Linked DNA regions of Homo sapiens: region 2 is linked to region 1. The links are chromatin loops, found by intact Hi-C in ENCODE. Cell type or tissue: heart right ventricle. All regions are shown on one strand.

Region 1 (4,000 bases):
AAACAAACAAAAAAAACCCCATTATTTTTTATTCACTTACATTTTATACGTATACGTTCTCTTTGGTTTGCAGTTTATGATTTTTTTGTTTCTATGACCCTGTAGTGGTATGACCACTTTTCTTTTTTTCTTTTTTTTTTTTTTTTTGAGATGGAGTTTTGCTCTTGTTGCCCAGGCTGGAGTGCAATGGCATGACCTCACCGCAACCTCCGCCTCCCAGGTTCAAGCGATTCTCCTGCCTCAGCCTCTGGAGTAGCTGGGATTTTAGGCATGCGCCACCATGCCCTGCTAATTTTGTATTTTTAGTAGAGACGGGGTTTCTCCATGTTGGTCAGGCTGGTCTCGAACTCCCGACCTCAGGTGATCCACCTGCCTCGGCCTCCCAGAGTGCTGGGATTACAGGCGTGAGCCACCGGGCCCGGCTCCACTTTTTTTAAATGTTAAACATAATGTATGACTCAACAATCCATTCCAAGGTATTTGCCCAAAAGGTTTGCAGTTTGGAAAAATCATATGGTTGCATTACAGAGAATAGATAGAAGGGGAAGAAGCGCTTTGCAGTTAATTATTTAGGCCTGAACTAAAGTGGCAGTAGGAATAAAAAGAGGTGATTCATTTATTTGTTCATTCAACAAATATTTATTGACCACTGTATTGGACCTGGCTATACAGTGGTGAAGAGAATAGATATAAATTTTCCCTTATATAATTTTTTTTTTTTTTTTTTTGAGACGAAGTCTTGCTCTTTTGCCAGGCTGGAGTGCGGTGGCGCGATCTTGGCTCACTGCAACCTCTGCCTCCTGGGTTCAAGCGATTCTCCTGCCTCAGCCTCCTGAGTAGCTGGGATTACAGGTGCACGCCACCACGCCCAGCTAATTTTTGTATTTTTAGTGGAGATGGCGATTCGCCATGTTGGCCAGGATGGTCTCAATCTCTTGACTCATGATCTGCCTGCCTTGGCCTCCCAAAATGCTGGGATTACAGGTGTGAGCCGCTGCACCCGACCCCTTACAGAATTTTAGTCTAGCGATGGAACAAATCTTCAACAAATATCTTATTACAAATTACAATAAGTGTCAAAGAGAAGAGAACAAGGTACTTTGTGAAAAAACAACAGGTTTGAGAGATGGTAAGGAAGTAGGATAGATGGAACTTCATTTGTGTTACTTGAAGAGTAGAGATGTTCTAAGGACAAAAGTGTTGTTTGACAAATGGATAGGCATAGGAACTTACGCAAGAGAATAGTAATCCTAAGTCAGAAATTCACTTGATTTGATTTTTTGGAAGGAAATTTCATGCTTTGCCGTTTAAGTTAACTCTTGATTCCTTATAGTTGTGTGACATTTTCTTAAAGGGTTTAGTGTTCTTTCATTTTTGTTTTCACTTTTTTTTTTTTTAGGCTTTGTTTTGATTAATTAGGGTAATTGGCACAATAAAAACTATTGCCAGCATTATGTTATAAAGATGGTTCTGGAAATAAAAATCTAGTAGTGAAGACCCTGGACTCTAGGGTGAGGTGACATATTTCAAATCAGTGCTTTCTCCACATCCTTTCCAGCACCTGTTGTTTCCTGACTTTTTAATGATCCCCATTCTAACTGGTGTGAGATGGTATCTCATTGTGGTTTTGATTTGCATTTCTCTGATGGCCAGTGATGATGAGCATTTTTTCATGTGTTTTTTGGCTGCATAAATGTCTTCTTTTGAGAAGTGTCTGTTCATATCCTTCACCCACTTTTTGATGGGGTTGTTTGTTTTTTTCTTGTAAATTTGTTTGAGTTCATTTTAGATTCTGGATATTAGCCCTTTGTCAGATGAGTAGGTTGCAAAATTTTCTCCCTTTCCGTAGGTTGCCTGTTCACTCTGATGGCAGTTTCTTTTGCTGTGCAGAAGCTGTTTAGTTTAATTAGATCCCATTTGTCAATTTTGGCTTTTGTTGCCATTGCTTTTGGTGTTTTAGACATGCAGTCCTTGCCCATGCCTATGTCCTGAATGGTATTGCCTAGGTTTTCTTCTAGGGTTTTTATGGTTTTAGGTCTAACATGTACTCTTAATAAATATTAGCTATTTATTGTTATTCAGTAAATGTAGGTTGTTACCATTATAAGGCATGTTTCTCTTGAAATAGGTTTTCCTTCCTTTTCTGTAGAGTGTTTTCATTAAAGCCAGTTCTGCCAGTCTTATATTGAATCTGTGTTTTCAGAATTAGAAAATGAAAGCTTGTATGTTTTTCTTACTGGTTATAAAATACACATGAATGAGAAAAATTAATTTGCCTTGACTTCCTGAAGAGAATGAAAACATTAATTTGTGTCAAAGTCTTACTCAGCTTTTGATGATGTTTAGCTTATTAACCTTTTTCTTTTTCTATTTCTATTTCATTTTTAACCACTAGGAACATGTTTGACAAGCTGAACCGTGATGCCTTTCATATAATTTCTTATTTTTTGTTTCAAGTTCTGGACCAGTCTCTCACCAAAGAAGTTTTCAAGTAAGGAAAAATAATTTCATTTTCTTAAATTTCTTTCCAAATTTGAAAATGGACAGCGTTTTGATACAAGCCAGAATTCTCTCCTTTTTTTTTTTTTTTTTTTTTTTTTGAGACGGAGTCTCACTCCGTCATCGAGGCTGGAGTGCAGTGGCGTGATCTAGGCTCACTGCAACCTCTGCCTCCTGGGTTCAAGAAATTCTCCTGTCTCAGCATCCTGAGTAGCTGGGATTATAGGTGACTGCCACGACGCCTAGCTAAGTTTTGCATTTTTATTGGAGCTGGGGTTTCACCCTGTTGGTCAGGCTGGTCTCAAACTCCTGACCTCAGGTGATCCACCTGCCTCGGCCTCCCAAAGCGCTGTGATTACAGGCGTGAGCCACCACGCCCGGCATAAGCCAGAATTTCAACTTGGCCTTTGACTGTTGTTTTGAATGAATATTACAAAATTCAGGTTTGAGTCTTATACATTTAATACTTAATCTTTATAAATCTGGGTGATTTTTTTCTTTGGTACATATCTTAAAATCATTGTGTATTTTATAAGTAATATAGTTTTTATAGATTTCTTAACATTTTATTTACGGTCTTAATAATTAAGCAAATTATTGTTAGCAAAACAATTAAATGATATCAATCCGTATGAACTTGATTTTGCCCAATTTTTTTTGCTCGGTACTCTGTGCCTTACTACTTTTCCTATAGGCAGTGTTGTTTTGTCTACACGGCTATCTGTAAATCCTTATTTTTTTCATTGATATATTAAAGCATCAATTGCTTTAGGCAAAAATCATTCCTATTACATTTACTCTACTGTTATATGCTATTGAATATTAGTTTAAGAAGGAGATAAAAATGTAAGCACCCACAAGTCTCAGTCCTAAGTTATTTTGCATGTGATTTGTGTTTCTGCTATCTAAAAAAGTGTTCAAATTTATTTTGATATTTATATTGTACCATCAATCTTTTATATAGAAAAGCAACAAGTAGGTCTATCGCTTAGGGCATTATTTTCATTTTTGATAATCTATTTTCAATATTTTGCTTTTATTTAAAGTTCTGAGTATGCAGGATAATAGGTATGTTTGGATGATTTTTTGGAATTCCCTATTATTAAGGTATAGGGTTTCTTCTGTCCAAATAAAAACAGATTTTAATTTTTTTTTTTTTTTGCTGATTATCAACATTATGGCTCATTTTAAGTAATTCAGAAAATATAGGAAAATGTAAAAATTGTTTTGAAACCCGTCAACCATGGAGTATCACTGTTGACATTCTAGCCTTTTAGTCTTTTTGTTTCCTATGCATGCTCAGTTTTTTCTGTGAATACTGAATGTAGTTATAGAAAAGGTATGAGGCCTTAAATAATTATGCCTCAGAATAAAAATTTGGAAAAGCCTGACTGTGAAAGGAAAGCAGTAGGTAAATTTTAAACCCTAATATTTTTGACCAAAGTTGAAGCAAAACTTCTCTTTTTAATGTTTTTCTGTCTTGTTTAGCCACAAAATAATA
Region 2 (4,000 bases), 65 kb before region 1:
GGCTAGTTTTTGTATTTTTAGTAGAGACAGGGTTTCACCATGTTGGCCAGGATGGTCTCAAACTCCTGACCTCAAGTAATCAGCCCGCCTCAGCCTCCCAAAGTGCTGGGATTATAGGCATCAGCCACTGTGCCCAGCCAGAAAGCTGGGATTTTTTTTTTTCATTTTGTAAGTTGTTACCAGATGCTCCTTTACTTTTTCTTTAAAAATGGTTGTTTTAATTTTTGACCAGATGACAGTCATAGTTCAAAATTGAAAAATACACGAAACTTCCCTTTTAATCTTTTTTTGTTTATTGAGACAGAGTCTCACTCTGTCACACAGGCCAGAGTGCAGTGGCCGGATCTCGGCTCACACTGCAACCTCCGCTTCCCATATTCAAGAGATTCTCCTGCCTCAGCCTCCCAAGTAGGTGGGATTACAGGCATGTGCCACCACACCTGGCTAATTTTTCTTTTTTCTTTTTTTTTTTTTTTTTGAGACGGATTCTTGCTCTGTCACTCGGGCTGGAGTGCAATGGCACCATCTCAGCTCACTGTAAACTCCACCTCCCGAGTTCAAGCGATTCTCCTGCCTCAGCTTCCTGAGTAGCTGGGATTACAGGTGTGCACTACCACGCCTGACTAATTTTTGTATTTTTAGTAAAGACAGGGTTTCACCATTTTGGTCAGGCTGGTCTCGAACTCCTGACCTTGTGATCCGCCCCCCCTTGGCCTCCCAAAGTGCTGGGATTACAGGAGTGAGCCACTGCGCCCGGCCACTTTTTTGTATTTTTATTAGAGACCGGTTTCACCTTTTTGGCCAAGCTGGTCTTGAACTCCTGGCCTCAAGTGATCCGCCCGCCTCAGCCTCCCAAAGAGTTGGGATTATGGGCGTGAGCCACTGCGATCAGCATTGCTAACTTCTTCAATACCCTTCCAGAGATACTTACTGAACAAGCAGCTATTAAGTAAGTATTTCTACACTTTGGGAAGTCAAAGCGGGAACATCACTTGAGCTCAGGAGTTTGAGACCAGCTTGAGCAACATAATGAGATCATATCTCTACTAAAAATAAAAGAAATTGGCCGGGCGTGATGGTACGTGCCGGTAGTCTCAACTACTTGGGAGGCAGAGGGGGGAGGATTGCTTGAGCCCAGGAGGCAGAGATTGCAGTGAGCTGTGACCATGCCACTGCATTCCACCCTGGGCAACTGAGTAAGACCCTGTCTCAAAAAAAAAAAAAAAATTCCCCCGTTTTATTTTTTTTTACAAAGGGTAACAATTTATACCCTGCTCTGTATCTTGCTTTTCCATTTGGATAACTTTCCACATTGTCATACCCATAATTTATTTAATTAGTTCCGTATCGATGGACATTTAGTATCTTTCCAGTCATTTTTTATTGTAAACAATGCTGCTGTGAATTACCTGGTACATATGGAATTTTGCAAAGGTGAAGCTAGTATTATAAACCAAATCTGAGTGTAAAGCCACTAAGCTGTGGCACCACACTGCCTCCCAATGTTGTTAATTGACTTGAGAAGATGATTCTTCCTGACTCCTATTTTTTTTTTTTTTTTCTGAGACAGAATTTCGCTCTTGTTGCCCAGGCTGGAGTGCAGTGGCGACATCTCAGCTCACCTCGAGCTCCGCCTCCTGGGTTCAAGCGATTCTCCTGCCTCAGCCTCCCGAGTAGCTGGGATTACAGGCATGCACCACCATGCCACACTAATTTTGTATTTTTAGTAGAGATGGGGTTTCTCCATGTTGGTCAGGCTGGTCTCGAACTCCCAACCTCAGGTGATCCGCCTGCCTTGGCCTCCCAAAGTGCTGTGATTACAGGTGTGAGCCATCGTGCCTGGCCCACTCCTCTCAATTTGATGAGCATACTTTATGTTTTAATCTTCCTGATGCTCAGCTCCCAGCTCCAGGTGCAGCCACCCTTGAATACCTGTGAAATTCATAAACATGCAATGTCCTCCAGCAGTCCTCTCTGGGAACCTCATCCACATGCAGATGACCCTGATGAGAGTCTAGAAAAGGGAAATAATAAACTCAGAGCACTTGAGAAAGATTTCCTTTTCTTATAAGTTAAGGTGAATGTACTTTAGGAAGTAACCCAGAAAGGGAAAGTGTCTCTCTAGGGCACATGGAAAGCCTTTCCTAAGGTGAGACAATGATCTGACTCTTGCAAAGACTGATTGCATACCAGCATCTTGAGCAATACGCCACCTGATCATGTGTGACACGTAGCACAGATCTTTTTTGTGTTGTGCAACCTTTCACTTTGTGCATGGGACTAACTTTGCTCTAGATTGGAGTCATTTCCTGTTAAAATGTTACATCTACTTTGTGGTGCTAAGAGGCTTACTGGTCTTATGATAAGACAGATAAATGACTCAGTAACTGTCTCTTCCTGAACTTTGGTCTAATTTGTGTTACAATGACATGTACTTCCCTGTGAACTTTCACCTAGATAGCTGATTCCCTGAAATTATTAAGAGTACTGCAGGTGGGCCTAATAATCCTCTTTATTGATTTTGAGATATCTAAACACTTCATAAATATTAGCAAATACGTGTAAAGTTAAAACTCCTTTCTTTCTTTCTTTCTTTTTTTTTTTTTGTGAGACAGAGTCTTGTTTTGTCACCCAGGCTGGAGTGCAGTGGATCAGTCTCCGCTCACTGCAACCTCTGCCTCCCGGGTTCAAGCGAATCTCATGCCTCAGGCTCCCAAGCAGCTGGAATTACAAGCTCGTGCCACCATGCTCAGCTAATTTTTTGTATTTTTTAACAGAGATGAGGTTTCAGCCATGTTGGCCAGGCTGGTCTCAAACTCCTGACCTCGAATGATGCACCTGGGTCAGTCTTCCACTGCTTTGGGATTCCAGGCATGAGCGACTGGGACTGGCCAAAACTCCTCTATCTCACCCATAAAAAACAGCACTGGTCTATAATTTTCATCTTGTGGAAATACTAATAATTAATATTGATAGAGTCCTTACCACACACTACGTATTGTTCTAAGCCCTTTAGGTAATACTCTCATGAGGTGGGCTCTATTGTTATTATCCCCATTTTATTTTTTTATTAGATTTTTTTTTTTTTTTTGTCTGGGCATGATGGCTCATGCCTGTAACCCCAGTACTTTGGGAGGCAGAGGTGGGTGGATCACTTGAGGTCCGGAGTTTGAGACCAGCTTGGCCAACATGACAAAACCCCATCTTTACTAAAAATAAAAAAATTAGCCAGGTATGGTGGTGCATGCCTATAATCCCAGCTGTTGCCTCAGGAGGCTGAGGCAAAAGAATCCCTTGAGCCCAGGAGGCAGAGGTTGCAGTGACCTGAGATCGTGCCACTGCACTTCAGCCTGGGCGACAGAACAAGACATCATCTCGAAAAAATTAAATTAAATTAAAAAATAATAAATAATTTTTTTGGAGACAGCATCTCACTGTATCGCCCAGGCTGGAGTGCAGTGGCACGATCTCAGCTCACTGCAACCTCCACCTACCGAGTTCAAACGATTCTCCTGCCTCAGTCTCCCAGGTAGCTGGGATTACAGGCGCCCACCACCATGCCCGGCTAATTTTTTGTATTTTTAGTAGAGACGGGGTTTCACCATGTTGGCCAGGCTGGTCTTGACCTTCTGACGTCAGGTGATCCACCCACCTTGGCCTCCCAAAGTTCTGGGCTTACAGGAGTGAGCCACCACACCCTGCTTTTTTTTTTTTTTTTTTAAGAGACAGAGTATTGCTATGTTGCCCAGGCTGGACTTGATCTCCTGGGCTCAAGCGATCTACATGCTATAGCCTCCCAAGAAGCAGAGGTTAAAGACCTTGCTCCAAATCCACCCGCTTTGTGAGAGCGTCCTTGCAACACTGACCTCAGTCCTCCTCCCACTCTGACTCTAAATAAGCTGCTTCTTCAGCTGTGTCCTCAAGGCATGGTATATCTGATTCTCTCTGTAGATCACATTCCATCCCCCATGTAGTACATTTTGCTGTTTATAATCTGTTG

The links. Peaks named below come from ENCODE experiments on the same cell type or tissue, not always from the same donor. Only the 100,000 strongest peaks of a DNase experiment are listed, where the experiment ranks them.
Region 2: it touches region 1 in a loop (5-fold over the local background); 60 of 110 quality-filtered maps call a loop at or near these places.

Annotation. Positions count from the first base shown.
Region 1 is chr9:19,095,165-19,099,164 of GRCh38, reverse strand. It overlaps HAUS6 (HAUS augmin like complex subunit 6), which reads left to right. Exons shown (of 17, transcript NM_017645.5): 2 at 2,396-2,491. Among named protein-coding and RNA genes, the nearest start is that of HAUS6, 5.7 kb to the left of the region's middle. In heart right ventricle, no CTCF peak of the experiment used is centred here; no DNase peak of the experiment used is centred here.
Region 2 is chr9:19,160,142-19,164,141 of GRCh38, reverse strand. No RefSeq gene overlaps it. Among named protein-coding and RNA genes, the nearest start is that of PLIN2, 35 kb to the right of the region's middle. In heart right ventricle, no CTCF peak of the experiment used is centred here; no DNase peak of the experiment used is centred here; H3K27ac peaks cover 386 bases.